Linked DNA regions of Homo sapiens: region 2 is linked to region 1. A link is a loop called in an ENCODE intact Hi-C map of the cell type or tissue named here. Cell type or tissue: Calu3. All regions are shown on one strand. Links, peaks and the distances in the headings refer to the core of each region. The heading gives the core; the rest is flanking DNA. Region 1 overlaps PKD1L1 (polycystin 1 like 1, transient receptor potential channel interacting). Region 2 has its middle 15 kb from the start of ABCA13.

Evidence for each region. Peaks named below come from ENCODE experiments on the same cell type or tissue, not always from the same donor. Only the 100,000 strongest peaks of a DNase experiment are listed, where the experiment ranks them.
Region 2: it touches region 1 in a loop (6-fold over the local background); 2 of 110 quality-filtered maps call a loop at or near these places.

Annotation. Positions count from the first base shown.
Region 1 is chr7:47,838,928-47,854,393 of GRCh38, forward strand. It overlaps PKD1L1 (polycystin 1 like 1, transient receptor potential channel interacting), which reads right to left. Exons shown (of 57, transcript NM_138295.5): 31 at 14,200-14,300; 32 at 7,952-8,144; 33 at 6,068-6,151; 34 at 4,035-4,242; 35 at 1,534-1,640; 36 at 519-735. Among named protein-coding and RNA genes, the nearest start is that of PKD1L1-AS1, 51 kb to the left of the region's middle. In Calu3, for the core only: no CTCF peak of the experiment used is centred there; a DNase peak (open chromatin) is centred at 7,464.
Region 2 is chr7:48,148,692-48,164,157 of GRCh38, forward strand. No RefSeq gene overlaps it. Among named protein-coding and RNA genes, the nearest start is that of ABCA13, 15 kb to the right of the region's middle. In Calu3, for the core only: CTCF peaks have their summits at 6,281 (motif pointing left) and 6,486; a DNase peak (open chromatin) is centred at 6,280.

The DNA.
Region 1 (15,466 bases), core at 3,664-11,663:
ATCACAATTGTATGAAATGTGTTTGTATATAGGGAAAGACGGAAAGGACATGCAAAAATCACGACTTCCATGGTTAGTTTGTGAGGTTATCTGTTATTCTGTCACTCTGGCTATCTCCTGCCATCCTGGACCTGACCACATCTATACCACATCTGTAATTACTCTATTGATAGTTATCTAGGTTGTTTGGGACACACATAGGGCACTGAAAAGTCTTTAATTACAGGGCTCTGGACATCACAGACCACCAGCAACCATAAATTCCAGCAATGCTATTACAATTACAGAGAAGCATTACTACAATAATTAATAATTGTGAAGGGTAATTAATCCATGCTTGGATGGCCACTCAATGAATGTATCATTTAATATTTTGATATCGTGGTAATTAACTAAGAAAAGAGGAATACACTTTAGAAGAGTTCAAAGACACAACTGTGGCAAGCGAAGCAGAGACAGGTGCCATGCTCTGCCGGTCAGCCAGGTGCGCCACGAGAGGCCACCTGGAGGGAGCCTACCTTCCGGAAGCCGAGTCCCCCTTGCAGACAGGTGAGCTCCCGCTCCACGCGACCATCATGCCTGCCGGCAGACAGCCAGCACTGGGCAGGGAAGAACCAGCCCTGTCCCGTGTGCAGCTCCTTCACCATCACGTGGCTGATGAACCAGCCTGGGGAAGGCCCACGGCTGTCGTGCCAGAGGCGGATCTTCCTCAGCAGGCCCAGTTGGGCAGGAGCGCTGGAGGCACACACAGCAGCATCTCAGCCGGGTGGGTGACAGTGTGGTCCTGGCATCCCATCAGCCCCAATGCTCACCCTCAAGGCACTGATGGCCCACAGAGGGTGGATGGGACATGTCAAAGGTGACTGACATGCAGAGTGACATGTGAAGCCCCCTGGAACCCGGCCAGAGGATGGGAAATCCCACCGAGCACAGTGACCCTGCACTCAGGCCTTCAATATCCACCAGCTTTCCCAAACCAAAGTTACACAAATCTCGTTCATGTATTTGTCTCTGGTGTGGATTAGTCTAAAGTTAACCTTTTCTCTCTTAATGAAGACATAATACTCCAAACCTATAAATATCATACATGAAATTTACCAGGAGAAAAAATAATTTAGCTCAGTCCTTTCATATTTTCTAAGACGCCAGGTGCTTGCATCCTATCTTGTTAAATTCACTCTTTCTCCAACCCCACCATCTTTGTGACACCATGTGTCACAAACTGGGGACAAACCTAATTAAGGTCAGAAGGTTTAGTGTCATAGAAAACACTGATTATGAACTTTACTAGTATGTAAAATCAGTAAGTCTTCTTTCCCCACCCTCCTTCCTTCCTTGCCTCGCATAAACCTATTGTTTAATCTACTCAGAATAATAAACTAAAAATACATCATAAAATTGTTTGTATATAAATCGATGCTCACTATTAGAGACCAATGTTATGTATTCTACTGTTTTGTATTTGTGATAAGGTTACACCAATTCTGATTGGCCTCTCTTTCCCAAATCTAGCAGTGAAATATTTTGGAATACCTCAGGATAAAGGTGTGTCTGGAATTCCTTTCAAACAGGGGCTTCTCTGGACAGGAGAGCTCCTTGGTTTCTGACAGTCCATTGTCGCCACATAAAACAATGTACACCTCAAAACAAAGAACAGGGGTGGGAACTCAGGCTATTTCACAGCAGACACCATGCAATGCTGGGCAGGGCTTCCTCGCACTTTCTCCCAGCGTCCCACCCTTCCTCAAAACCATCTGCACGGTGGAGTGCCACAGCCTAGAGCCAGGGGATGAGTGGGCACGTCCAGTCCCAGGCTTCCCTGGAGAGCCAGAGGAGAGCCTCGAAGTGGAGCCTGGTAGAATTGGCCATTTCCTCACCTATTTGATCTAGAAAAGCCAGATCCCAACTAGGATTCGGGAGGGCATTTGTTTTCTCATGAGGGCGGGAGAACACCACGGTGGGCACACCATTTTCCTCCCTGTGGTTTGGCAGGGAGATGCCAGAGGAGCCTGGACGCAGAGTAGGGTACCCATGCACCTGTGGGCACACCCTGGGGAGGCACATGACAATCTGGCTGGGCTTGTCGTTCTCACTGGTATCTTCTGTCACACAGAAATGAACAATTCTGATGTAATGTCACTTATCAAATTTTCATTTAAGAAAGATATTTCTGTTTCTGAAATCCTTCCTTACTCGAAAGTGTATATTTTCTTTGACTAGTTTCTAAACTTTGTGTTTTCACCTTTCTGTCTCTAATGTTCTGGAGTTCATTTTTTGTGTGTATGATGTAAAGATTTAATAGTACCTTTTTCTACAAGGGCAGCTATTGTTCCAAAATATTTTTTGAAACAGTGCACCCTTTCCTGTGGTTTGTAAGACCTCTAGTCTTCCCTAGAAATCCCTCCTCAGTACCTCTCCCGAGGTCATGACACGATCTCAGGTGCTACAGTTTCAAAATAAGCCTGGATATCGAGTTGGGAGGCCCCTGCCTTGTTCTTCTCTTGAGAGTTGGCATGACTGGTCTTGTAATTCTCTTGTATTCTTTTCTACCTGAATTTTAGGATCAGTTTTCCAAGTTCCACAAAACACTGTCCTGGAATTATGAATAGATTTAATTGGATTTAACCTCATTATGCCTTAGGTTTTCATTTGTAAAGGGGGTATATTAATAGAATTTCATTCACACTATTATTATTAATGTTATAGATTAATTTGGGAGAAATGACAAAGGAAAATCGGCTTTCTCATCCATGAACATAGCTCTTTATTTGGATCTCTTATGCATATCAGGGATAGTTCCTTCATGATGGTCTTGTATGTGGGGTTTGATGAATTCACTTCTAGGCACCCCACCATTTTTTACTGTGACAAAGAGGTTCTTGTTTTCAACTCCATGTTATAAATAGTTATTGCTGTTTTATAGAGATTATTTTGATGATTTTTTCTTAATCACAAATTCAGCAAGTTTCTTTAATGTTATTAGTGCTAATCATTAGAGTGAAGATGCTTCTTCATTTGCTATGTAGACAACCTCATCCTGTACGAAGAACCATCTCTTTCTCCCTTTTGGAAACTTATATTCCTGTTTTATTTCTTGCTTTATTGTTTTTAACCAGGATTTCTAGTACAATGATAAATAGCAGTGCTGACAGCAGACATCCCTTAGAAATCATCTAAAGCTTCACCACTAAATCTTCCTTTGTTAGGTTAAGAACATTCCTATGTGTATGCATTGCTTGTGAATATATACATGTATGTTTATCTGAAAGACAATTTAAATATACAGTTGGTAGACGAAGGGCTTATGGTGAGTAAGGACCACATAAGCTTTAAAAATGTGTTGTGTCCCCATCTATCCTACTGCACTGTGGCACCCCATCTTATTCATCCTCCCATCTAACTCTTTCTCATCCACACCCCAATCCTATTGCTTCCATAAAGTAACCATGGTTCCCTCGGGAAATGGAAGCGTGAGTTCCAAGGGCAGAGGGAGTCTCCCTCTCTGAGGGATTTGTGTCACACGCACTTCGAATTGCACATGGCTCTGCCGGGCTCAATTTCTGCCCCTGCAGACCTCACCTCCACAGCTCACCGCGGCACCCCTGCTCCACTGGGCCCAGTGCTAGACTATTTCCTCCTCCTCCACCGCATCCTTCTTCCCACCCCATCTTCATCCTCCACCAGCTTCTCTGGGACTGTTGTCTTCAGCCCCAAGCTCAGAAGAGTACAACTCATTCTCAGAGTCTCAAAGATCCACTCAGAGACAGAACATATCTCCCCGGGCTGCTTTCCACAGTGGAGACAGAAGGAGAAGGGATTGGAGCAGCTGCAGAAGGTGAAGGGGTCTGCTCTTCACCCTGACAGATGTGCAGGCCAAGGGAGGGCAGTGGAAAGGGCGGGCAAGCTTTGCCTCAGCAATGAGATGAGGCTGCTGTGACAGGTGACAGACGGGGCAGCCAAATCACCAAATCCTCACTTCTGATGTTGACACTGCTTAGACACCATCAAAGAGTACCCCCAGATGCTCGAGCTACCTTTGAGGTCAACCTGGCCGGAGCTCGGAAGCCAGTGTCAATGACGACCGCATATAGCTGATGGCCCGGCAGGGAAGCTTCTTGCAGAAAGATGTAACCAGCTTTCTTTTTTTCATGATGATCTACTTGTCTACTTTTAGCGACCAAAAATCCATAAAGAATCACAGAACCCATAATAAAAATACTGGGAAGCAAGTTTTCTGGGTGGCTATAAACAAAAGGAGAGATATAAAGAAAATTGCTCATGAAAATAGACATATAGGAAAAGACTGATTGCCACCCCTAGCCCCTTACACACAAAAGTCCCTGCTGGGCTTCACTGATACATTTTTACACTTGCTGGAAGCTGAGTTAGAAGGGCTTTGAAGGCAGGGAGCTGGCCTGTGGTCCAGTGAGCAGCACCCCACAAGCATGGACTCCAGAACCAAAGAAACCTTGTAATGGACCAGCCTCTGTGCTAGGTGGCTGTGCCATGCTGGGTCTGAGGAACTTTCATTGTGAACTATGGCTAAGAATGCCAGTCTCGCTGCTATTGTAAAGATTAAGCAATACAAATATACAAAATTCTTGAAACATGCAGGTGCCATTATGTTCCTCCCTCTCTCCCTCTCCTGCTAGCAGAACAAGGCTAGGAGGCATTGGCAATGTTTTGGAGACCCTGCCTGTGCCTCCCACCGCCCCTGTGGATGGTGCTGCTTGTTCCCTACCTGTAGCCTCTACCTACCTGTTCCCAGGCACCAACACTGGCTGGGGTGAGATCACTGAATGCCCACAGTTCCGTAGAATGACATTCATATCAAGCTGCTGTGCAGGGACTCTAACCTAACTGGAGTCTTACAGATTTGTGATGGGATCTCAGAGGGTGGGCACCAGGGTCTATGTCACACGGGGATGTTGCCCGCCCCATCCCCTAGCATTCTGCTCTTTGATTTAATCTGAGGATTGGGCTCTGCTCTTGGTTTCTCACCTGCCCTCTTTTTTCCCACCAAGATAGAGCCTGTTCAGAGCTCTGCCCCACGAGCTCTGCAGGGTGCTCACATCCTTCCACCTGGACAATACTCTGAAACCTTTCGGATTCTGGCCAGATAGCCCCTGTAGAACTTCAGGTGTTGCCTCTCTCTGGACATCTTCCAGGGCTGCTTCCCCCATGGTTTGCCCCAGCCCCAGTGGTATCAATGCCGCAGACACCATGGTTGAGGCTGCTGTCTTCTGAGCCCTGATCACTGAATGGCCAGTGACCTGTTCTGCACCCAACATCTGTTGCATTAGCAATTCATATCTTATTTACTAATTATCTGGTCCACCAACTAGTCTATAAAGTAATACGATTGATGAAATAATAAAGTAAGGTAGAGTTTCTTACTATATGAATATAAGGAGAAAAAAATTTAACACTCAACACCCCAGAAAATGCAGACTCTGCCCTAGATATTCATTCAGCAAATATTTACTCTAAGCATTGTATTAAATGTAGGGTGACACTGATGAATAAGACAGGGAAGGTTCCTGTCCATATCAGCTTACATTCACTTTACTCATATCTCAGAGTCTAAATATAACCATTTCATATAAAAGTGGCTATAAAAATAGTGTACATTTTAAATCTATTATCTAAAATGGGATACTCCAGAGAGAGAAAGAGGGAGCTATTAATAATTAGGCTGTGACAATAAACATAAACCAGGACAGGCTCTTTAGGTATTATTGTCACTGTAGATATCAACCCTATCAATAATAATTGACCAAATTCACACTGAACTAAAACTAAACTTAAAAGTATGAAAAGTATGTTGACTTTCTTGTGTTTACAAATCTCTCATCAGTGAATTCAAGTATAGAGAGACAAGATATATAAGTATATATTCAACTATATAATATTTAAAGATAATTATCTACTAATATGCACATTTCAAAAATGCAATGATAGTAAGTAACATGGATTTCAAGCACCCCCGGAATTATATGTGGGCATCCTGAGTGAACAGTAAAACAAATAAAGTCTATGAAGTCTTTATGTAGGAAATGGAACTTACCTCTGTAGCTTGGAAATGTCACTCACTTCAAAACTGGCCTTCAGCTTTCTCCTTAGGAGAGCGAATGCCGCGAGGCGATGGTAGCTAGGAGGGAAATGCGGATGAGGATACAGAATGTGTGGAGAGAGCAGCTGTTGACAGTGTAATGGCATGTTGGTTAAAGGAATGAGAAAAGGAAGAAAGAGTGCAATAATGATAACTTTATGACTAAGACCCAGTTTAAAAGATTCACCTGACACCTAAGTTAGAAATGAGGGACACTTCTGATGTGCCAGAGTTCTTCACATCTGCGTGTTGGGGCACATGGCTCCCATGGAGGCTGTCCTGAGATGCAAGACTCCACAGCATATGGCGGTCTTCATGACAGCCCTCCACAGCATGGCTGCAGCCTGAGGCTCTCGGGTCCCAGTCACAGCCTAGCTGTGCTGCTGGTCAAGCTCTGGCCAACTCCTCTGCCTAAGCACCAGTTCCTGGCATTACAAATATCCTACCCTGACAATCACTGTAAACACTGTCTCCTTTTTTAAAAATAAAGTCTATCTCACCCTCATTATCTTGTGAGCAGGTCCTAGGTGTTATTGATTTATTTTAAATTTTTTGTTTGTTTGTTTTTGAGATGGAGTCTTGTTCTGCTGCCCAGGCTGGAATGCAGTGGCGTGATTTCAGCTCACTGCAACCTCTGCCTCCCAGGTTCAAGCGATTCTTGTGCCTCAGCCTCCCAAGTAACTGGGATTGCAGGTGTGTGCCCATCTAATTTTGTATTTTTAGTAGAGATGGGGTTTCGCTATGTTGGCCAGGCTGGTCTCAAACTCCTAACCTCAAGTGATCCACCTGTCTCAGCCTCCCAAAGAGCTGAGATTACAGGCATGAGCCACCACGCCTGGCCTGTTATTCATTTTTGTACCCTTGGCTCATAAAAAAGTGCCTAGCAGAGAGTAGTTACGTAATGGAGAATGAATGATTGCATTAATGCATTTATCAATAATTTAATATGGAAGCAAAATATTGGGCCATTACCAGTAAGTTTGGATGTGCTCCTAGCAATGGCATTAGAAAAATTTAAGAGTGTAACATAAGAAAATCAATAAATGGCTATGAATTGCACTGCTACGGTATGATCTGGATATATTTGCCTCCTAGCAGGAAATCACAAAATATAATGTCTTATGGCTTATTTGTTTTTTAAAAGGAAATGACTATTTCTGCTTCTAAATATGACTAATAATTGTTTATCCTAATGAAAAGGTAAGGGCAACAAAAAAGAATGATCTGAGCCTCTTATAGAATTGTTAGTCTGTCAGCTAGATGACAAACAATTTCTAATTTAGTGACATGACTCATATGCCCAGAAATTCCTGAGGAGGCTGTTCATGTTTGCGCAGAGACTTTTCTTGCCTCAGAAAGCACACCTTCACCACCAGGCTGTGGAGGGTCCTCTGAAGATGAGGGACTCTCAGGGCAACATGGGGGCATGGTGAGAGCTGAGGGTCCCACCTGCCTGACTACAAACTGCGTACTCAAAGGATGTCAGCACTTCTATGATAAGAAAACTGACAGGTTCATCTATCACTCATCCACCGACTCATGTCTTCAACAGACACTTACTAAACACCTCCTCCATGACAGTCGGTACGGGAAGGAGGAATACGAGGACAGTCTATAAAGCAGCCCTTGCTCCTTGGGAGCCCATAGAGTGGGAGAACCAAGGCTGACACACGAACTGGCTATGAGAGAACTGACACAGGCTGGAGAGTTGTACAAACCAAGAGAGCTCCAGCTTCTTATGGACAAGGTTCAGGAAAGGCTCTAGGGGTTGGGCCAAATGCAGAAGACAAGGCAGTCATTTACTAAAAATCTCAGATTCTTTCTCAAATGTGTCTATACCTGCAGTTCACTTTTTCAGGAGAAGTCCCTGGTTGTGGAGAGAAACGTTCAGATTTCCACTCTCTCTTGTCCCAAAACAGGCATCGGATCCACTGGAAATGTACTGTATAGTTCACTGCCTTAGCTAAATATCTGTTTGGAGGTTTTCTGTCATAGTCAGCATCCAATAAGGATAAATAGCCTACACTGGCATCTAAAAAGAGAAAACATAAATAAAAAGTACAACCTGAGGTTTGCAGAAAGGCATTCTCCATTTCAAACGCAGACAGAGTAGGCAGATAGGTGGGGACAAGGACTACAGATGAGCAAGAACTGAAAGACAGCATCAAATTCTAGCCATTTCCTGTCCCCGAAGCATTTAAATTTGGATTAAATCCACCCAGTCAAAGCTCCTGGATGCAGATACGAATTGAGGAATGGTAGAGAATTGGGAAGAAAAACAGTGTTTCTAGCATCCCGTATGTTCCAAGTGCCCCCTGACACCCTGAACAGGCCACACCCCCTGACCTTAGTGGGGATGGAAGAGGGTTGAGTCAGTTTCTTTAGCTGCCATTCAAGCCCACTTCCTGCTCCTCGCCAGTTTGTCAGCCAGCCTGCGAAATTTCAGTATACCCAGGGTCTAAACCCATTCTGGTAAGGACAGCACAATGACCCATGGAGTTTTAGCCTATCATTTTTTTTTTATGTTTAGCCTACTTTTTATATTTAGAAGCAGAAGTATTTAACATTCTACTTATTTAAAAATTGCCCAAGACTTTTTAATAAGTGGTGTTGGGACAACTAGACATTAGCCCTTTGTAAAAATATGGGCACCTCATGCTATAAAAAATAATAATAAACATTAGCAAATCAGATATCTAAATATGAAAGAAAAAACAAAAACAAACTGCACAAGTACTGAGGAACACATGAATGACTTCTTTTATAATCTGGACATAAGAAATAAATTTTGAACGATGGTTCAAAATCTAAGAGTCTTACAAGAAATGGTGGATAAATTACTATTTTAAAAATAGCCCTAACATATAAAGAGCTCTTAAACATCAAGAAAAAACAAACTCAATACAAAAGTGGGCATATATGAACAATTCACAGAAAAAAAGTGGATAATGGCTTTAAATATATGAAAAAATACCCAACTTAATTCATATAAAATGCATATTAAAATGAACATTTCTCAATTATAAGACTGGCAAAACTCAATAGCTTGAAAATACATCCTTTTGGCAAAGACGTGGGAAAACAGGCAGCTTCAGACACTGCTGGAGGTAAACGTGACAATACTTACCAAAACCACATAGGCATTTACCATCCGACCCAGGAACAGCCTATCTAGGAATTAAACTTGAAGATACACTCCTCCCCCTACATGTAATACAGTATATGCACAAGTCTTCCATGTGAATACATAGGAGACTGGCTGAATAAACTACGGTCCATCTATACAATGGAGAAGCACATAGCAGTTAAAAAAAAAAGATATCGATGAATAAATACATACGGAGTGATTTCTAAATATGTAATTTAAGTAAGAAAAGCACAATGCAAATGAGTGTAAGAAATAAGGGGAAATAATGTGGGTATGCATGGGCTTATTTTCCCAAAAAGAAACATCAGGAAAACAATTCCCATAAAATTATAATCATCGAGGCTGGGCGCAGTGGCTCACGCCTGTAATCCCAGCACTTTGGGAGGCTGAGGTGGACCACCTGAGGTCGGGAGTTCGAGACCAGCCTGACCAACATGGAGAAACTCTGTCTCTACTAAAAATACAAAATTAGCCGGGTGTGGTGGCGCATGCCTGTAATCCCAGCTACTCAGGAGGCTGAGGCAGGAGAATCACTTGAACCCAGGAGGTGAAGGTTGTGGTGAGCCAAGATCGTGCCATTGGACTCCAGCCTGGGCAACAAGAGTGAAACTCCAGTCTCAAAAGAAAAAAAAAATTATAATCATTGTTCTTCACAGAACTAGACAAAACAATCCTAAAATTCATATGGAATCACATAGCCAAAGCAATACTAAGCAAAAGGAACAAATCTGGAGGCATCACATTACCAGACTTCAAACTATACAACGAGGCTATAGTTACCAACACAGCATGCTACTGGCATAGAAATAGGCATGTAGACCAATGGAACAGAATGCAGAACCCAAAAATAAGGCCAAATACCTAAAGCCAATTGATTTTTGACAAAGCAAACAAAAACATAAAGTGAGGAAAGGACACCCTATTCAACAAATGGTGCTGGGATAATTGGCTAGCCACGTGTAGAAGAATAAAACTGGATCCTCATCTCTCATTTTATGTAAAAAATCAACTCGAGCTGGATCAAAGACTTAAATCTAAGACTTGAAGCTGTAAAAATTCTAAAAGATAACATCAGAAAAACTCTTCTAGACATTGGCTTAGGCAAATAATTCATGACCAAGACCCAAAAGCAAATGCAATGAAAACAAAAATAAATAGATAGGACCTAGTTAAACCAAAAAGCTCCTTCAAAGCAAAAGAAATAATCAGCAGAGTAAGCAGACAAGCAACAGAGTAGGAGAAAAAATTTGCAAACTATGCATCTGACAAAGGACTGGTATCCAGAATTCATAAGGAACTCAAACAAATCGCAAGAAAAAACAAATAACCCCATCAAAAAGTGGGCAAGGACCTGAACAGACAATTCTCAAAAGAAGATATGTAAATGGCTAAAAAATACTCAACACCACTAAGTAATAGGGAAATGCAAATTAAAACCACAATGAGATACCATCTTACTCCTGCAAAAATGGCCATAATTTTTAAAAGTCAAAAAATAATAGATTTTGGTTGTGTATGTGGTGAAAAGGGAATACTTTTACACTGCCTGTGGGAATGTAAACTAGTACAACAGAACCAACCTAAATGCCCATCAACCTACGAGTGGATAAAGAAAATATGGTATGTATGCACCATGGAATACTACTCAGCCATAAGAAGGAACAAAATAATGGCATTTGCAGCAACCTGGATGGAGTTGGAGACCATTATTCTAAGTGAAGTAACTCAGGAATGGAAAACCAAATATTTTATGTTCTCACTTATAAGTGGGAGATAAGCTATCAGGATGAAAAGGCATAAGAATGACATAATAGGACTTTGGGGACTTAGGGGTAAGGATGAGGGGGTGAGAGATAAAAGACTACACATAGGGTGCAGGGTATACTGCTCGGGTGATGGGTGCACCAAAATCTCACAAATCACCACTAAGGAACTTATTCATGTAACCAAAAACCACCTGTTCCCCAAAAACTACTGAAATAAAATAAAATAAAGGAAACAAATGAAAACAATTACCTATAAGGACTAGGTGATAACAAGGTATAAGAATAAGGCTGTTGAAAGATTTAGCTCTGAATACATACATCTTTAAATGTGCTTTAGACATCTGAACAATAAAAATGTCTCACAAATTCAAAACATAAATTAATGTTAAAAAATGGGGACGGGCGCCGTGGCTCACGCCTGTAATCCCAGCACTTTGGGACGCCAAGGAGGATGGATGACCCGAGGTCAGGAGTTCAAGGCCAGCCTGACCAACATGGTGAAACCCTGTCCCTACTAAAAATACAAAAATTAGCTGGGTCTGGTGGTGCATGCCTGTAATCTCAGCTACCCACAAGGCTGAGGCAGGAGAATCGCTTGAACCCAGGAGGCAGAGGTTGCAGTGAGCCGAGATCACACCATTGCACTCCAGCCTGGGCAACAAGAGCAAGACTCTGTCTCAAAAAAAAAAAAAAAAAAAAGGATAAAAGTAAGGCTTAGCATTAAGTACATGCAAAAAAGTGAACCTAGCTGTATATAAAACGTATAGCAAAAACCCACAGAGAAAATAATTAATTCAACTAACTTTTGACTATGTGCTCTTACTGTAATATATCATGTAAGAATGTAAAGTCAAAACTAAACAAAAAATCTAGAAAGAAATATTGAACTTTATCTGGTAGGTTTGTGATTGTTAGGGGTACAGGTGCTTTAATTCTAAAACGATTTGGTGTATACTGTAGGATAGAGCAAAGTGAATTTTGCTCTTTGGAAACTGGCTCTCAAGTTCTCATATTTTGGCAACTGGAATTCTCACTGTAGGAGAATGGGGATCTGAACACACAATGGGAGAAAGTAATAAGGAACCCTGGGTGTTGGATTTGAATTAAGGCATTGTGATTAACTCATTTTACACACACATACACACACACACACAGACGTTAAATCAGTGACGCCCCAATAGCAATGAGCAAATGTGATGCGCAGTTCTTGTGTTCTAATGTCATTTCCCATCAATGAGCCAAGCCTCATTGAGGACATGGCCGGTTCCAAGGAAGGGCTGGCCAAACACAGGATAAGCCAGGACACGCTGGTGTCCCAGAAAGTAAAGAAGCACTTGAGGATTGTGATGTCATGTCAAGAAAACCTCAGGAAGCATCTTGGAGGAGCTCCCACTGGAATAATTTGTGCATCAAAAAGTAAAATAATGGAGGTGAACTAAACACATTGAATTTTTTTTTTAACACATTGAATTTTTAAGAAACACCATGCACCATAGAGACAAGAGAGCAAGAGTAAGACAGAGAGAGACTGAAGCTCTTCTTTACTGAAGAATGCCAGCTAATTCATGGTGGAATTAGCAAATCACCGTTTTGTAGCCTTCTATGTACCTATATCACCCATGGATCCTTAAAATCATGGGGTGACAGTTTGTAAGGCAAGAAGATACTAAGGTGGTCTCAAAAGTATCATCTCACAAAGGGGAAAATGGAGAGATTGGAGGTTCTTTCCCCAAGCAAATTACCAAACTTAGCACCATCGCCTATGGAATATGCTGCCAATCATCTGTGAACTGAATTTAATCATGAGGAAACAGTCAGGCAATTTCCTGAATGTACAACATGCAGAAAATAACTAACCTAAGCTCATAAAAAAAAGTCTGAAAAAAAGGCAAAAATTGGGAGGGTGTTGTAGATTTTTAAAGGGACTATATAAAAACACAGCAACAAAATGCATTCATGAACTTTGACCTACTTCTGATTAAAAAATATAAAGAGCTATAGAAGGCATTTGGGGGGATTTTAAAAATTTAAATGTGGATAACAGAATAGATATTCTTGAATTAATGTTGATTTCTTTTCCTTATGATAATGTACTGAGTTTTGTAGGGAATGCCCTTGTTTTCATGAGATGTTTAAGTATTCAGGGGTGGTATGTCATGGGGCCTGCAACTTTCTCTCTAACGGCTTGTCCTCTCCCTCAAAAACATCCCCCACCCACATGTGCACACCTGTACACATGCAGATAAGGCAAATGTGGCAGAAATCAACAAATGGTGAATCTCAAGGAAAAGGATATGGGTATATGTTGTGCGTATTTTTCTAATTTTCTATCAGCTTGAAATTACAATAAAAACTGTGAAAAAGAACACATGAAATGCAACATTAAAAAATACCATTGAGAATTTGAATTTGATGAGCAATACAGTTTGATTCATTTTTAAAAGAAACAAATACTGGTTCTCAGAAGAAAATAACTATATCCCAGTAAACATGTAGAGACAATGGGTCTGGCGCACTCACTGACAGTCAGAAGCCAGCTCCTCTCCAGGGCCAGGGCCTGTGGAAGTCAGTGTAAGGCGCGTGTCTGGTGAGTTGCCTGTGGGTGCCACTTCAGCCCACTGAGCTCCAGTTTCTTGCTTTTTTGGGGAAGGGGTTACTGAGGCTCAGAATCCTAAGCCACCAGGGGCAGACCACGGAGAAGGGGTGAGCCCCAAACTTCACACTCTGCCCCCACACTGCTTCAGAGGGGGTCCTGTGCCCTATTGATACGTGAGACACAGAGACGTCTCAGAAGTCCTGGGTCAACTCTGAGGTCAGGGAAGCTCAGCAGAGGTTAGTTTGAGGGAAGCAAGGCAGGAGGGTGCTTCAGGCAAAGACTTAGCCTGAGCACAAGCAGAGCCCTAAGGATCAGGAGGAGGCGCCAGAGACCACCTGGGAAGAGATGGGTAGGGCAGTGAGCAGCACCAGCCACTGCATCACAAGGATGGCGCTCATCATGGGGCAGTTTCCATGTGTGGGATCTATAGTGGAGCAGTTTGTTTATAAGCAAGCAGAGAAAGGATTCTGATGTTTTTGTCATGAATAAAGAAAAACACCACTATACATACAAAGGTTATAGGGGATGTTTTAATCATGTAAACAGAAAGGGAAAATAAGGCGCCCTGTTCACTGACCTTTCTGAGAAGCAGCAGGTATATAAATCTGCACAATTGACTCATCCCAGAAGTAGATCTGCTTCACAAGAAAATCAGAGGGAGTAGGTTTCTCAGAGAATCTAGGAGATAAAAACAAAATAGGGATTTCTCATTTTTTTCTTCTCTCTCAAAGGTTTTAGTCAAATTTCTATCAAGAGTTTACTCAATTTGTGCAAAACATCCTTGTCACTGCAAGGAGGTAGCCTGGGACTAAAAAGGGTCAATGTGCTTAATTCCACAACACCACCTGGTCTCTTAGTAAAAACTCCTACATAACACTTTCACCCTGCATCTCATTAAAAACAAACACTTTGGCCAGGCACGGTGGCTCACACCTGTAATCCCAGCACTTTGGGAGGCCGAGATGGGCGGACCACCTGAGGTTGGGAGTTTGAGACCAGCCTGACCAACATGGTGAAACCCCATCTCTACTTAAAAATACAAAATCAGCTGGGCGTGGTGATGCGCACTTGTAATCCCAACTACTCGGGAGGCTGAGGCAGGAGAATCACTTGAACCCGGGAGGCAGAGGTTGCAGTGAGCGGAGATCACACCATTGCACTCCAACCTGGGCAACAAGAATGAAACTCTGTCTCAAAAACAAACAAACAAACAAACCAAAAAAAAAAAAAAAAAACACCAAAAACCAAACAAACACTTCAGTAGCAAACAAGTACAAGAATGGCCAGCACAGTCTGTAGGAATAAGACAAACAGCACTGGCTACACGTGGTTAGGGAGGGGCACTGCAGCACCCACACGTATGTTTGCATGTTTGTGTTAACTCTTTACCGTAACCTGTTTGCAGATAAAAGATAGCAAGCACAAAACTAGACTAAGTAGTAGTCTTAGTAGTTAGACTCAGAAATTCCTCAGAACTGATTTACCTTTTCTGCATGTGACTTAAAGAATTAAATTAAAATCCAAACTCTAAGCAGACAGCCACTTTTAGACATCGAATGCTTAGCTCATTTGGCAGAATGAGAGTCAGGCCAATAAGCAGAGATTAAACTGCGTGCTAAGGGCTGTGTGGACAGCGCCTGTGTAAGATACAGCCTTGCTCACGAGAACCCTTTAATCTAGTTGAGATGCCCACCTAACCAACCAGGAGCAGTAGAACAGTGAGCATCTTTGCCACATAGACTAAACACACGGGGACTCCGAGAAGGAAGGTGATCAAGGCCCTGCCCATCCAGACCTCCAACGAACTCTGCAGACTGGTGGTTTCCATTAGCACATTTGCTGTA
Region 2 (15,466 bases), core at 2,455-10,454, 310 kb after region 1:
CAGGTGCTGGGCTTCTTCATGGAATTCAAGGTGCAATAGTTACAAGTGGGTAGTTTTTCACAGTGCTACCCCAAAACTGGGGACCCAGGGTTACAATGCGGCAGCACTTGTACTTCTTATGAGCCACAGTTGGACCGAGTTTCCTATTATATTGTTTGCCCCAAGCAATCAAATGATTGGGGCTTCAAAGAGTTAAATCTTGCATATAAATTAAGAAAGATTACTATAATTTGATTGGGAGTATGGGTAGACCATTTGGTCTATACCATAGCCCAGTTTCAGAGGAGTGTGTTCCCCCTTTTGTTTCCCAGTTTTCTTTTTGTTTTGAAACACCCTTGGCAATGTAAAGCATTGAAGTGCTAGATGTTACTTTTACAAGTCCTCAGAGTGTGCATTATGTAACTGCTTGCCTCCTCAATCCTGTAATCCTTCCCCCTGTTTGTGATGGCTTTCACCCTTCCTTCCTTTTCTTCCTTTTCCTTTTCTTCCTTCCTTCATTCCTTTTCTTCCTTCCTTCCTTCAGTCCTCCCTTCCTTTCTTCCTTCCTTCCCTCCTTCCTTCCCTCTCTCCCTCCATGCATTCTTCTTTCCTCTCTCTCCCTTCCCCTCCCCTCCTCTTCCCTACTACTCATCCTTTCCTTCCTTTCCTTTTCCCTTTCTCCTTTCCTCCCTCCCTTCCCTTTTTTTTAAAAAAAATGGATCATAATATATTTTTCTGACATTTAAACCTGTAACTTAAAAAATTTTAATAATTAAAAAGTTATATCTGTAAAATGTCTCTAAACTTTAAGCAATTGCTGAAAACTTCAATAGCATTCAGTCTAGCAAAAATTTTGCAAAACTGGAAGGATTTTTCTCATTTCATAATATGAAAAGCCAAAAGAATTCACTTTGTATCTAATTAATATATTTAAATTAAAATATACTATAGAGCCAGAATATGAAATAGAATATTAAGAAAAAGTACCAGCTGGTTATTGAGAAGTGAAGGAAAAGGTCACTAAACAAATTGTGTAAACTCTAAAGTGATACAGATTAATAATGGAAAGAGTACCACCTTAATGGGTCTTAATTTTCTTTAAACAAATGAGAAAATGAAGAAAAAAGCGTGTTTTAAACAACCACCATTGAAGCAAAACCAATTCTATTGTTTCAAAAGGTAGTTATCAGCTTTCCATGTCATACGAGCAGAAATCCACCCTCAAGTCAGAGATTTGATCTGTAGTTACCCTCAAGACAGCACCACCATAGTTTATTCATTTCACAGTTTTTCTTTTCTTTTTCTTTTTATGAGACAGAGTCTCACTGTGTCATTCAGGCTGGAGTGTAGTGGTGTGATCTCCACTCACTGCAACTTCTGCCTCCTGGGTTCAAGTGATTCTCCCATCTGTAGCTGGGATTAGAGGTGGGTGACGCCACACCCAGCTAATTTTTGTATTTTTAGTAGAGACGGGGTTTTGCCATGATGGCCAGGCTGGTCTCGAACTCCTGGCCTGAAGTGATCTACCTGTGTCTGCCTCCCAAAGTTCTGGGATTACAGGCATGAGCCACCATGCCCAGCCACATTTCTCAGATTTTCTAAAGCAGATCTTTTATGACTAATGGGCCAGTCCTGCCTATTATCTAGCTGTTTGCTGAAATCATCAATCCTTTGATCCTTAGCAATCCTTAAAAGATCAGACTGTCTGAGAACCACTGGAGTTGACAGGGATGTCCTGCAAAGGGGCTGGGGATAAGGGAGAGAGAGGGTCATGTCAGAGTCCAGAGTTTGCATCATTGCCTGCTCTTTAATAGTAAGTGAGCTCTGTTTCCAGAGCCTCAGTTTACCTCAGGTTTCCTGAAATGAGAAAAATGTTCATGCCCGTATCGGCCTTGCAGGGTCATTGTGAAGATCAAGGAAAATCATTGAATAAAAATTATTTGTAGACTGTTTGACAAATGGAAGCCCACACAGGGCTCCCTTGAGTTCTGTGAAGATGGGTACCTCCTTTCTCTGTGGTCTGGCAGTACCCTGTGTTCTCCACTATTAGAGAAAACCTCATCATAGCGTAAATATTGAAATCTTCCCTTTATTAAATTGTGAGTTTAAGGAGAGAGGACAACTTACCTTTGTAACCAGTGCTTAGTAGAGTGTTCAGAACATAGGAATCTATTTGATAACAGTTTGCCAAATGGGTGTGAGCAAGTCATTCTCAGGATTTAGCTGCAAGATATTTTTATTTAATGTCACACAAAATGAATCCTATTCTTGCTAATCTCCAAATAATCACAATCTGAATGGCTTGCTTAGTGATAATTTTATTCATGTAAGAATTATTTATCATATGGCATAGAGGATGTTGTCCCTGGGGTGGGGGTAATTACTGTGGAAAGTAAATGACTCCCTTATGCTTTTTGCCTTTGGGATTGAGTTACCTTGAATCACATGGGATTCAGGTGTGTTCCTGCCAAGCAATTTCACTGCCCTGCAGGGGAGCTCGAATTAACAGGAAAGAGTTGAAGCAATTAGTCCAAAACAGTGATTCTCCATGTGTAGCTCTGAAAGAACAATGTAAATATTACTTGAGAACTTCTTAAAAATGCAATCCTTGGTCCTCAGACCTAAGAAATTAGAAAGTCTGTGGATGGAACTGAGTAATCTATGGTTTAATCACCTGCAAGTGATTCTGATACCCACTTGTGTTTGGGAACAACTTCCAAAACCAAGGAAAATCCAGCGAGTTCTCTGTTAATGAAGGTTCTTACCATCTCATGTAGGATGGCTTCATCTCCAGGTAACCATCCCAACTTTGACTGACTTCACAATTAAGAAGTTAATTATGTCACATTACAAGGGGTCCAGATGGAGAGTGGATTCAGAATCAGTGTGGTGTTGGACCGGGCCCCAATCCCACTTCTCTGTGGTTCTCCTCACTCTGCCTTCCTTTGTGGATTGACTTTGTTTTTGTGCTTGGTGAATGGCCATGGCTGTTACAGATGTCACATCCAAAACAAAGACATCTCGTCTGGTGTTCTCTTCTCAACAGTTAGGAAAACTTTCAGTGAAGCTGCAGTTGAACACCTCTTCCTATGTGTTTTTTGGCAAACATGGAGTCACGTGGGAACTCCTGTACCAGTTCTATGGAAAGAGGTGGATACTACTTTGACAGATCAGTTGAGTTTTGATTTTTAATCTGGATATTCAATTCTTCTCTGTGAGTTCCATGTGTGTGAGAACTGGTCACCAGAACAGGAGAAGACTGAAGCTCTGCCTGCAAGTCTTGTTTTTGTAATTTTTTTTTTTTAACATACAGTTCACTTTTTTGGATTTACTGTTCTATGACCCTTTTAAAAAAACTTTTTATTTTGAACTAAGTATAGACACAGGAAGTTGCAAAGATGATATGGAGGGATCCCATGTAACTTTCCTGCAGTTTCTCCCAGTGGTTATATCATATGTAACTGTAGCATAATACCAAAATCAGAAAACTGACATTAGCACAATGTGCATGTACAGTTCTGTGCGCTTTTATCACACATGCAGATTCATCTAACTGCAATCAGGATACAGAACTATTCTATCACCTCAAACATCTCCCTTACGCTAGCCCTTTTTAGTCATGTGCAACACCCCCATTCCTAATCCCTGGCAACCACTAATATGTGCTTCGTCTTAATACTCTTGTCATTTTAAGACTGTCATATAAATGGAATTATATAGTATGTGACTTTTTGAGATTGACATTTTTCATTCAGTAATATCCTTGAGATTCATCTAGGTTGCATGTATCAATAGTCTGTTCATTTCCTTTATTTTTATTTTTTATTTTTTTTGGAGACAGAGTCTCACTCTCTTGCCCAGACTGGAGTGCAGTGGTATGATCTCGGCTCACTGCAACCTCCGTCTCCTGGGATCAAGTGAATCTCTTGCCTTAGCCTCTCAAGCAGCTGGGATTATAGGCGCCCACCATGCCTGGCTAATTTTTGTATTTTTAATAGAAGCAGGATTTCAATATGTTGGCCAGGCAGGTCTTGAACTCCTGATCTCAGGTGATCTGGCCATGTTGGCCTCCCAAAGTGCTGGGATTACAGGCGTGATCCACTGTGTCCGGCCATCCATTCATTTTCATTGGTATGGAGACAGGTTGCTTAATCATTCACCTATTGAAGGAAATTTTGGTTGTTTCCAGTTTTGCACTATTACTAATAAAGTTTCTGTGAACATTCATGTACAGGATCTTGTGTGAACATGTTTTCATTGTTTAAATAAGTGCTCACGAATATGATTGCTGGATTATATGGTAAGGGTATGTTCAGTTTTCATTTTTATTATTATTATTTTTGAGACAACATCTCATTCTGTTGCCCAGGTTTGAGTGCTGTGGTGTGATCTCAGCTCGCTGCAGCCTCAACTTCTTGGGCTCAAGCAATCCTCCCACTTCAGCCTCCTGAGTAGCTGGGACCACAGGCATCTGCCACCACACTCAGTTAATTTTTTTTTTTTTTTTTTAGAGACAGGATTTTGCCATGTTGTCCAGGCTGGTCTCAAACTCCTGAGCTTAAGCGATCTGCCCACCTTGGCCTCCCAAAGTGCTGGGATTATAGGTGTGAGCCATCACTCCTGGCCTGTATGTTCAATTTTTTTTTTTTTTGAGACTCTGTTGCCCAAGCTGGAGTGCAGTGCACTCTCAGCTCACTGCAACCTTTGCCTCCCAGGTTCAAGTGATTCTCCTGCCTCAGCCTCCTGAGTAGTTGGGACTACAAGCACGTGCCACCACACCCAGCTAATTTTTGTATTTTTAGTAGAGACAGGGTTTTACTATGTTGGTCAGGCTGGTCTTGAACTCCTGACCTCAGGTAATCCACCCAAAGTGCTGGGATTACAGACGTGAGCCACTGTACCTGGCCTGTATGCTCAATTTTTAAAGCAACTACCAAACTATTTCTGGAGTGGGCATACCATTTAGTCATCTCACCAGCAATGTATGAGATATCTAATTTAACTGCATCCTTGCTACCGTTTGGTATTTACATTAATTTTTATTTTAGTTGTTTTAAGACTTGTGTAGTGATATCCCAGCTTGATTTTAATTTGTATTTCCCTGATGGCTAGTGATGTTGGACATCTTTTCATGGTCTTATTTGCTAATGTGTATCTTCTTCACTGATATGTCTCTTCATGTTTGAATTTGAAAAATTCAAATTATAATTTTTTCTTTCATGAATTATTCTTTTTGTTTTGCATCACTGTATTCTTTATTGTTTTTTTTTTTTTTTTTCTGTGCTAATATCTTTCTCCTCTTCTTCAGGCTCATCATTGATCAGAATGTTAGAGTCTTTGGTATGGTTTCATACATTCCTCAGGCTATGCTTTTTTTTCTCAATCATCTTTTTCCCTCTGTTGTTCATATTAGATGATTTTTATTGCTCTATCTTCTAGCTTCCCGATTCTTTAATTTTCATATACATTCAGTTATTGAGCCTCTCCAGGGAATTTTTTATTTCTGTTATTTTATATTTCATTTCCGTAATTTTCCATTTGGTTCTTTTTTTATAGCCACTAATTCTTTGCCAGGAATTAGTGTAATTGTTTCAAGAGTGTTTGCTGTCACCTAATGGAGCATGGTTATAATTGCTTTAAAATATTTATCTAATAATTTCAACATCTCTGTTATCTTGGGATTGCCATCTGTTAATTGCCTTTTCCTCTGAGAATTTTAAAAAAGGTTTTCCTGGCTCTTATGTATGTTGGATAATTGTGGATTCTCTCTTGGATATTTTGAATATTATGTTACAAGATTTTGGGTCCTAATAAAATCTTCTGGGGGAATGTTGATTTTTTTTTTTTTTTTTTTTGAGACAGGGTCTCACTCTGTAGCCCAGGCTGGAGTGCAGTGGTGCTATCTCTGCTCACTGCAGCCTTGACCTCCTGGCATCAGTTGATCCACCTCAGTGGCCCCCAAGTAGCTGGAACTTCAGGTGTGTGCCACCACACCTTGCTATTTTTTTGTTTTGTTTTGTTTTGCTTTTGCTTTTGTAAAGATGGGGTTTCATCATGTTTCCTAGGCTGGCCTCAAACTCCTGAGCTCAAGCAATCCACCTGCCTTGGCCTCCCAAAGTGCTGAGATTACAGGTGTGAGCCACAGTGCCCAGCCTGTTTTGCTTTATTTTAACAGGCAGTTAACTTAGTTGGCTTTGCTCTGCAAGTCTTGACCCATTTTCTTTAGGCTGTGCATTCAATGTTAATTTAATTTCAAAGCTGTTGCAGTGCTATTTTGTCTGCTTTACATGTGTGCCACCTAGGGGCCAGTCTGGGTCCTGGAGAGTGTTCAATGTTGTAGTTTAGTTCTCAAAGTCTTTGCTATGTTGATTCTTGTCCATTCCATAGCTCACGGATGATCTCAGGACTTTACACATTGATCTAAAGGCTCTCGTCTTTAGCTCCTTCTACTCTGTGATGTTCCTCACACATAGCAATTCTTAGGGTCACTCTTTCCTGGTGCCCTAGTTAGGAAGCTGGTACTTTAGCGTTTCTGTGCTGTTGCATGCTTCCTATGACAGCGTGCACTTCAGGGCAAAGCAGCAAGTCATGGAGGCTGCGGGGCTGCTATCACCACTGCCACCACTGCAGGAGTCCAGATTTGTTATGGGTGTTCACCGGAACTAGGGTTGGGAGACGCGACAGAGCTCCATACTGCAGGGACTCTTTTGTAGGTTCTCTGGTGAGTGTAAGAGTGTGTGTTTTTATTTTTTCTCTCCCTTGGAGCCTTTTCCATATGTCACAATTCCAGGATTTCGGTTGCCCCAAACTCTATGTAAGGCAATATGAGAGGAACCAAATTTTAAGAAAAAGGGAAAAAAATTTACTGCCATCTGGGTTATTTGCTGAGTTTGATTTCTCTGTGCAGTCTCTCTGCTTCTATTTACTTTTCAACATTCTTCAATAACTTTTTTCTATACTATTTTAAGACATATTAGTTGCAGTAAGTGGGAGATAGGGTGGGATGGTCTTAATCCATCCTAACTGGAAACAGAACCTTAAATCTTGGCTTTGAAGTAAAAAGGTCATGGTCCAGATATAAGGCAGGATAATTTGGAAGAATATTTATCAAATTTTAAAAAATTTACTCTCTAGGAGTCTAGATAAATTTGTCTAAAATACAAATGGATGAGACTATTAGGAAAAACTGAATGGAAATAGTTTTAAGAGGGACCCTGTACCCATCTCTTCTCCCCTACCATGTTATCTCCAAGGTGGAGACAACACAGCCCCAAATAGCACTTGGGACCTGAGTGTAGAGGAGGCTAGTGCTCCACTTCCACCTGAAGACCTGGGCGGTAAAAGCCTTCCAGGGAATCTGTGCTCTCATGGCATGAGAGTGGTAGAATAGAGATGACAGGGGGTCATTGAGGCAGAGATAGTCCCACGGAGTTACTCTTGGTACCAGGGATGTCAAAGAACAGCTGAGGGTTCTCTATGTCTCTGAGAAAAGGGGGAGAGAGGTCTCATGGTCAGGATGAGAGGTCATAGCAACAAAGGGCCTGTGGCCCTAGAGACAGGAGCCCAAATTTAAATGTGGGCATTTCAGTAGAGTTCAGCAGTGAGACAGGGAGATGTGGCGGATTGCTCAGGACCATCCAACATCGTGAATGTTGGTAAGGGGAGAGATCAGACCTGTGTACAAATTTGGGAGCAGTGAGTGCATGAGTGGTATGGTATTTAAAGCCATGAGCTTGGCTGAGGTGTGGGTGAGAGGAGAAACTGGCAAACGCTGAGTCCAGGACACTCTGAAGTTCAGAGGATGGAAAGAGGAGGAGGAAATGATAGAGACTGAGAAGGTTGGGCCAGAGAGGTGGGAGGGGAGGTAAGATAAAATGGTGAGGAAGAATGAAGTACTGTGCCAAACACCACTGCTGGGGTCACGCAGGAAGAGGTTAGCTTTGGTCCGGCTCTTATATGTGGAAACATGGAGCATGGAGATCACAGAAGAAAAGTCAGTGGAGTGGTAAGGACAGAGCTTGACAGCCATGGATTTAAGGTGGATAGAATAAAGAGTTGTGGACAGAAACAATATACACTTGATCTTAGCTAAAAGGTGGAGAAGCAATGACAGAAGATTGACAATTATTTTGAAGAATTCTGATGTTAATAAAGATACAGTGCAGTACTTGGAGGAACTGATTTTTATTGTATGGTAGCAATCTTAGCGTGTTTGTGTGCTCATTAAAGGGTGTAAAACTGATGATCCTGCAAAGGGTACGAGATGCAGCCAGTGCAGCAGGGGGGAGCTGTCTTTAGGTAGGGACAAAGTGAGTCAAGCCATTGTGTCAGGAGGGAAGGCAGATGGTGTTAGTAAAGACGAGGCAAGCTGGTCCATTTGGTGGAGGGATTCTGTGAAAGTTTTATTCTAACTGCCTCTGTTTACTCAGTGAAATATCAAGCCTTAGTTTTTGCATTTGTAAAATAAAACATGTAATACCTACCTATTTTATTGGTTTAGTGAGCATCACAGAGGGCCCATTTAAACATATTTTGGAAATTGCAAGACATTGTACAAATATAATCATTGTCATTGGCTTTGATAAAGTTGTTCCCTCTCTTTGGATATCGATGTTTTCTTCCTGAGGTCCTCAGGATTCTAGAATGTTGATTTGGGAGGCATCAGCTCCTCACCGCCCTAGCCTGACAACAACTCCTTTAGGGTGAATTCTCTTCCCTCATCCTTACACTGAAGGAATGGTAATCCATAAGTCCTATTGCTAATTGAATTTTAGATTTTGCATTATATTCTGCCATCCTATGCTTTCAAATTAGACCTAGAGGCTCTGACACCAGAGTAAACAGACATTGCATTTCATATTCTCACCTGGAGAAATACAATTTTGCTTGAATGGAAGATGCAAGGAGCATGGTTTAAACCTCAGATTCTCTCAAAGAGATGAAAAGGAGAATTCTACTCAATGCCCTTAAAATCTAGGTGTTGGCAACTTTCCTTTCAATGGATAAAAGTAATTGTTAGTAGACTTTTGAGGATTTCTTTTAAATTTTCTTAGCTCAGTGGACACTAAATAGCATTAAAAGTTGAAAACCACTTGTCCCTATCCATTTATTATCTTTTGAAGAGACATTCTTTAGACAGAAGTTGAAATTATGTTTTTTTATTAGTGTAAGAAGGGAAACTAATTCAGATTAATGAGAAATTACAGAAATTAGCAAGAGAGAATTTCAGCATCAGAAAAAAGTAAGTTATTTAAATTACCTTTGAGGCGATTATTTTCAAGATTTATAAATTACAATTAAATATGAAGCATTTGAGTCATGAAAGTTCTTTAAGCTATGAAACTTCTAATTGCTTATTGCCCCTAATTTTAATAAAGCTTTTTAACAGAGACAAAGAGGCAATTTTACCTGAAAACACGGAATATTTTACTTACAACTTTGAAACCACATTACCATAACCTTTCAAAGGAATCAGTCAAGTGTTTCTTGATCATCTCATGCATTCAAGTCGATTGCATGCTCATCTGACAGTTTGCTAGGCTCTTTGGGAACCACTCAGCTCTGACCAACTCAATTTATGTTTGAAACTTATTCCATCCAAGCAGCATTAGACTTAAGTGTAGCTGGGAAAGAGATAAGTTAGATTTGGCCTGCAGGGGCCTTTGTTCTTCATTCCTTTCTTTCCTGGATTAAGCCCTCCTTTCTTCCTTCCCTCTCTGGTCTGTGCGGGGCTTCATGTACTCTTACCCATCCACTTCTCTAAGGAATAAAACCTCCATTCAAATAATCAAGTAGAATGGCTTCAGTTTGAAAAGGTGGGGGGTGGTAGAGGGGCAAAAAAGAGCAGAGACTGGGAGCAAGTTTTGTTATTAGTCATAAAGCCAAATGTTACTTTTGTAAACCAATATGAGATGTCTTGTGAGAAAGCACCAGTAGACATGGAATTCTGATTTACAATGACTGATGCATGAGGCATGCGGTCTGTCCTACACAGATAATTTGTGATTCTGTAGTGAGTATAGAGGGACCGGTTCTCCTCTGAGGGAAATTCAGCTTTAGACATGATTTCCAAAAAGTTCCATCCTCTGGATCCTTTCATATAAAGACTTTTCTGCTAACTCCATGGTTTTCTCAGCGCCTTTCAGGGTCAAAGGAATTCCCTGATCTAGGTAAGGTGTGAGCATCAACCTTAAATTCCTTAGTAAGACTCATCTTCAGGCACCCAAATGCAAGTTTAGGTTGCACATCCCCTTTTTAACCCCTTTGTGTTAGTCCGCTAGGGCTGCCATAACAAAATACCGCAAACTGGGCAGCTTAAACAAGAGAAAACTATTTTCTCACAGTTCTGGAAGCCAGAAGCCCAAACTCAAGGTGCCACTAAGGTTGGTTCCTGGTGAGGCCTCTCCTCCTGACTTATAGCTGGCCACCTTCTAGCTATGTCCTCACATAGCCTTTCCTCTGTGTGTGTCCACTCCTGCTCTCTCTTCTTTTCCTGTAAGGACACCAGTCTTATCAAATTAGGTAAGACTAAGCTTTATGATCTCATTTAACTTTATTGACTTCCCTAAAGGCTCCATATGCAAATACAGTCACATTGGGGGTTAGGGCTTCAACATTAAATTTTTTGGGGAAGGCAATTCAGTCCATAACACCCTCCTTCCCTTCTTGGACTCTTCTTGTGATATAGGTTTCATAGTAAATGTCTCATTTCCTAATCACCGTTGAACTAGCAAACCTTCGCTTTTGTGCATTATAGTAGAAGAGAGACTGATGACCTTGCTTTCGTGGCTTTCTCCTTTGATTGTCATGGCTGCATATGGACTTTTAATGCTTTCCTCTTTGCACATCATCCACTGAGTAGAGAGTTGTGGAAGAGGTGGTTGCTGAGGCAGGTGGCTGACATCAGGGAAGATGGCAAGAAGTGAGTCAGTCTTGGGATGGAAGAATCTGGGAGCAGGTAGCATTAGGAGAATGAGGGTTGTATTAAGTATTTAGTCACATTTCATCCATGGTGTTCTCTTCATGTTGTACTGATTGAAACGATAAAGCTGTGGATGGCCAAGGTCACGCTGGTCATTAACTGCAGGTTGGACCTGGAACTCCCACCTGGATGATTCCAGTGCCAGAACCTGACTTCCCTTGGAAATCCAGCTACTTACTATTCCCCAAACCTCCCACCTCCACTTTTTCACTACCCTTGGCTTCTCCTCCTTCTCTCCTTCTTTGAATTATGTCATCATTAATTCCTTTGTACTTTTTCCATGTCTCAGCCCCTGCCAAAGGCCCTTATTCCCTTCTCCTTGGACAGTTGTGATAGCCTTCTTCCTGCTGGCCTTCCTGCCTCTAAGCTGTGCTAAAGGGGAGGTGGATAGTTGAGATGGTTATTTACAGAGAAAGGGAAGGACAGAAAGCAGGGCTCCCAGGATTCTCTATGGACAAATTCTGTTCTCTTTCAGCCACTTGTATCAGTGAGGCATCTTAGTGAGATAAGAGAGACAGAGAGACAGAGAGAGAGAGAGAGGCAGATGCTCCTTCCTGATGACCATGGCAGGCCGGCCTCAAATCCTGACTCAGCCATTCCCCTAGAAGCTGGTTTTTATGAACCATTTGGTGGACTATGTATCAACAGGATCAACAAGAAAAATACAAGTTAATGTTGCATATTATAAAGAGATAAATTTTAATGTAGAAAACTTCTATAGGTGATGGAAGAGCCAAGAAGCCAGGGAGGCAATGGTGAAGTGACTCAGAAATCGGCAATTAGGGTAACAAATGGCCAATGGGGGCTCCAGGCTGGAGGAACAAGGGCAGGAGATGGAACTGCTGCAACTCAGGGTCACTTATGCAGGCTGGAGCCCTGACAGGGAAGGGAAGTGCAGGGGGAAGGATGGAGGGTGGAGGAGAGGAGACAGGGAAGAGAATTTCTCTAGAGAACTCTGCCACACTGGCCGCTTTAACTCACTAACACCCACACACAACTGGCTCAGCTCAGGGCTGCTTGTTTCTGCTCACCAAGGAGCCCACCAGATGCTCTTTGCTCAGGGGGTTTTGACACATGTGGGGTTCCAGGGCCCAGGCTGCTTCAATCTTGTTCTGCCATCCCCTAGGGCCTCTAATGGAGAGAGGAGAACATTGACTGACACTGAGGGCCTGGACTTGGAAGTGACAACGGTATTCCCCTCACCTTCAGTGGCAAGAGTGAGCCACTTGGCCCAGTGCAAGGGGGCTAGGAAGTCCCTTGCTGAGCATCGCCCTGGGCAGCGGCTCAGCACTGTGTGAGGAGAGTGCCATCCTAAGGGACATTGGTCACCTCTGCCTCATGGCTTAGATACTATTTTGCTTGTGAAGGAAACCAAAATATTTCATATATATATATATATATATATATATATATATATATTTGGAAATATTTAGAGATAGCTATTCTGAGGGACTGGAAATACAAGAGTAGCAGAAAAGCTGTCCTTCTTGGGAAGAGCTGTATCTGTGGAGAAATTCTGCATCCCCCTTCTTGGGGTAAACAGAACTTACAGTGTCTTTTATCTAGTCTGCCAGGCTGCCTGGTTGCTCCCTCAGGAATAACCTCCTATGTGTCTGGATCATATAAAACTGTCTGCAGTTGCTCAGTGTTGAGATGTGGGTCCCACATCAATCCAAATGTATGCTTTTCTGCTCTGTAACATTTAAAACCAAAGATACTGCCCCTAAATTGGTCACTCTTGTAATCCATTTTAGTAAAGATGTCTCAGGAAGCTGATATTACTGATCTACAAAATGGAACAATTCCTTCACACTATACCATTTGGTTTCAATAGTTAGTTGGTTCGCCCTTCCTTCATATTGATTATTTTCTTGGTAACCACAAGTCTCAGAGGTACTTTCTGTTGTTCCTGCATAATATTTTCCTTTGTTGTTGACTTTGAGGCTAGAATCCTGAGCTCAGATGGACCACATCTGAGTTTGATCCAGCTTCAAGTTCTGACTCAGCACCCTCTTTTACTTTCATTTTAGCCATTATAGATAACAGTCACCAAAAGATTGAATATTTTTTTTTTCCTTATTAGTTTGCATTTCCTTATGTATCCAAAGAAACAATTCCTGGAGAGTAGGATCCATCTCTAAATTCCATTGGTAACTTTCACCTTTAGTAATTGATCTCAACATAGCTGTGGCTTTATAACATGGGTGACCACCTGGCTACCCAGGAATCAAATATTCCTCATCCCCCACTCTTTTATCCTTTCTCTTCCCAAGCCACATGTTTCCATGAGTCAGTGCCATTCCAATAAATCCCACTTCACTCACCAATTGTGTAGAGAAAAACTTTTCTCAAACTGCATGTTCCCTCCACTCTCACACCACATTAGTGATCAACACAGAAGACTTCTGTGACCAAATGTGTGGGTATTTTTTTTCCCAAACACCAAGGAGAAGACAGCAGCTAAGTGTCCTTTAATTTAGTTCTGACACTGTCTACTCAGAGATAGTGTCAGATCCCACAGGTTGAAGGCTCAGTCTCTGAGACTGCCCCTCTATACACACCAGTTGCAAGTCCAGGCATCTGGAACTTCTGACTGACCAGCTTTATGTTGGGGTTCCCATGACCCTCTCTTTGGGTTCAGTTAATTTGCTGGAGTGGCTCACAGAATTCAGGGAAACACTTATGTTTACTGGTTTATTATAAAGAATATTGCGAAGGATACAGATAAAGAGACACATAGAGGAAGGTATAGGGGAAGGGACATGGAGCTTTCATGCCCTCCCTGGGTGCCACCCTCCAGGAACCTCCACTGTCTAACTGTCCAGAAGCTCACTGAACCTCTTCCTCTTGGGTTTTTATGGAAGCTTCAAGAAATCAGCATTCATTCCCCCAGTGTATAGTATGGGACCTTCTCATGGGAGGGTCTTAAGATCCACAGTCAGAAAGACAGGGGAACATTAGAGTAAAAGGAGGGCAGGAGAAAGTAAGAGGCCTGTCCCTGAGGCCTAACACACCCAACATTATGAGAAAAGACTGTAACAAGGGCTATGGGAGTTATGATCCAGGAACTGTGGACAAAAACCAATGTATATCATAACACCACACTGCCAAAGTAAGCTTAATAAGTGAAGGAGAAATAAAATCTTTTCTAGACAAGCAATTGCTAAGGGAATTCATTGCCACTAGACCAGCCTTACATGAGGTCCTTAAGGGAGTTCTAAACATAGAACTCAAAGAATGATACCTAATACTATGGAGTTGGTTCCTTTCAGTGAGTTCTTGGTCTTGCTGACTTCAAAAATGAAGCTGTGGACCTTTGCGGTGAGTGTTACAGCTCTTAAAGGTGGCATGGACCCAAAGATTGAGCAACAGCAAGATTTACTGTGAAGAGCGAAAGAACAAAGCTTCCACAGCATGGAAGGGGACCGCAGCAGGTTGCCGCTTCTGGCTGGGGTGGCCAGCTTTTATTCCCTTATTTGTCCCAGCCCATGTCCTGCTGATTGGTCCATTTTACAGAGTGCTGATTGGTCCATTTTACAGAGTGCTGATGGGTCCATTTTACAAACCTCTAGCTAGCCACAGAGCACTGATTGGTGCGTTTTTACAGAGCACTGATTGGTGCATTTTACAAACCTCCAGCTAGCCAGAGTGCTGATTAGTGCATTTTACAATCCTAGCTACAGAGCGCTGATTGGTGCATTTTACAATCCTCTTGTAAGACAGAAAGAAAAGTTCTCCAAGTCCCCACCCAACCAAGAAGCCCAGCTGGCTTCACCTCTCAATACCACAGAAACACACTTAAGTACATAGCCCACAGGCTCTATAAAGCAACTACACAGTCAAGACCACAAAGCAACCAGTGACCAACTTTACAACAGGATCAAAACCTCACATATCAATATTAACTTTGAATGCAAATAGTCTAACACCCCACTTAAAAGACACAGATTGGCAACTTGGATAAAAAACAAGACCCAACCATCTGTTGCCTTCAAGAGACGCATCTCATATGTAATGACACACATAGGTTCCAAGTAAAGGGTTGGAGAAAGATCTATCACACAAACAGAAAACAATAAAGAGCAGGGGTTGCTATCCTTATAACAGATAAAACAGACTTTAAACCAACAACAGTAAAAAAGGACAATGAAGGGCATTACATTATGATAAAAAGTTGAATTTCATGTGAAGACTTACCTATCCTAAATATATGTACACTCAACACTGGAGTACCCAGATTCATAAAACAAGTACTTCTAGATCTAGGAAAAAACTTAGAAAAATACACTGCAATAGTTGCAGACATCAGCACCCCCCTGACAACATTAGATCATTGAGGGAGAAAACTAACAAGGAAATTCTGGACTTAAACTTGATGCTTGACAAATTGGACCTAATAGACATTGATAGAATACAGCACCCAACAGCTAGAGAATATACAATCTTCTCATCTATACATGGAACATACTCTAAAATTGACCACATGCTACGTCATAAAGCAAATAT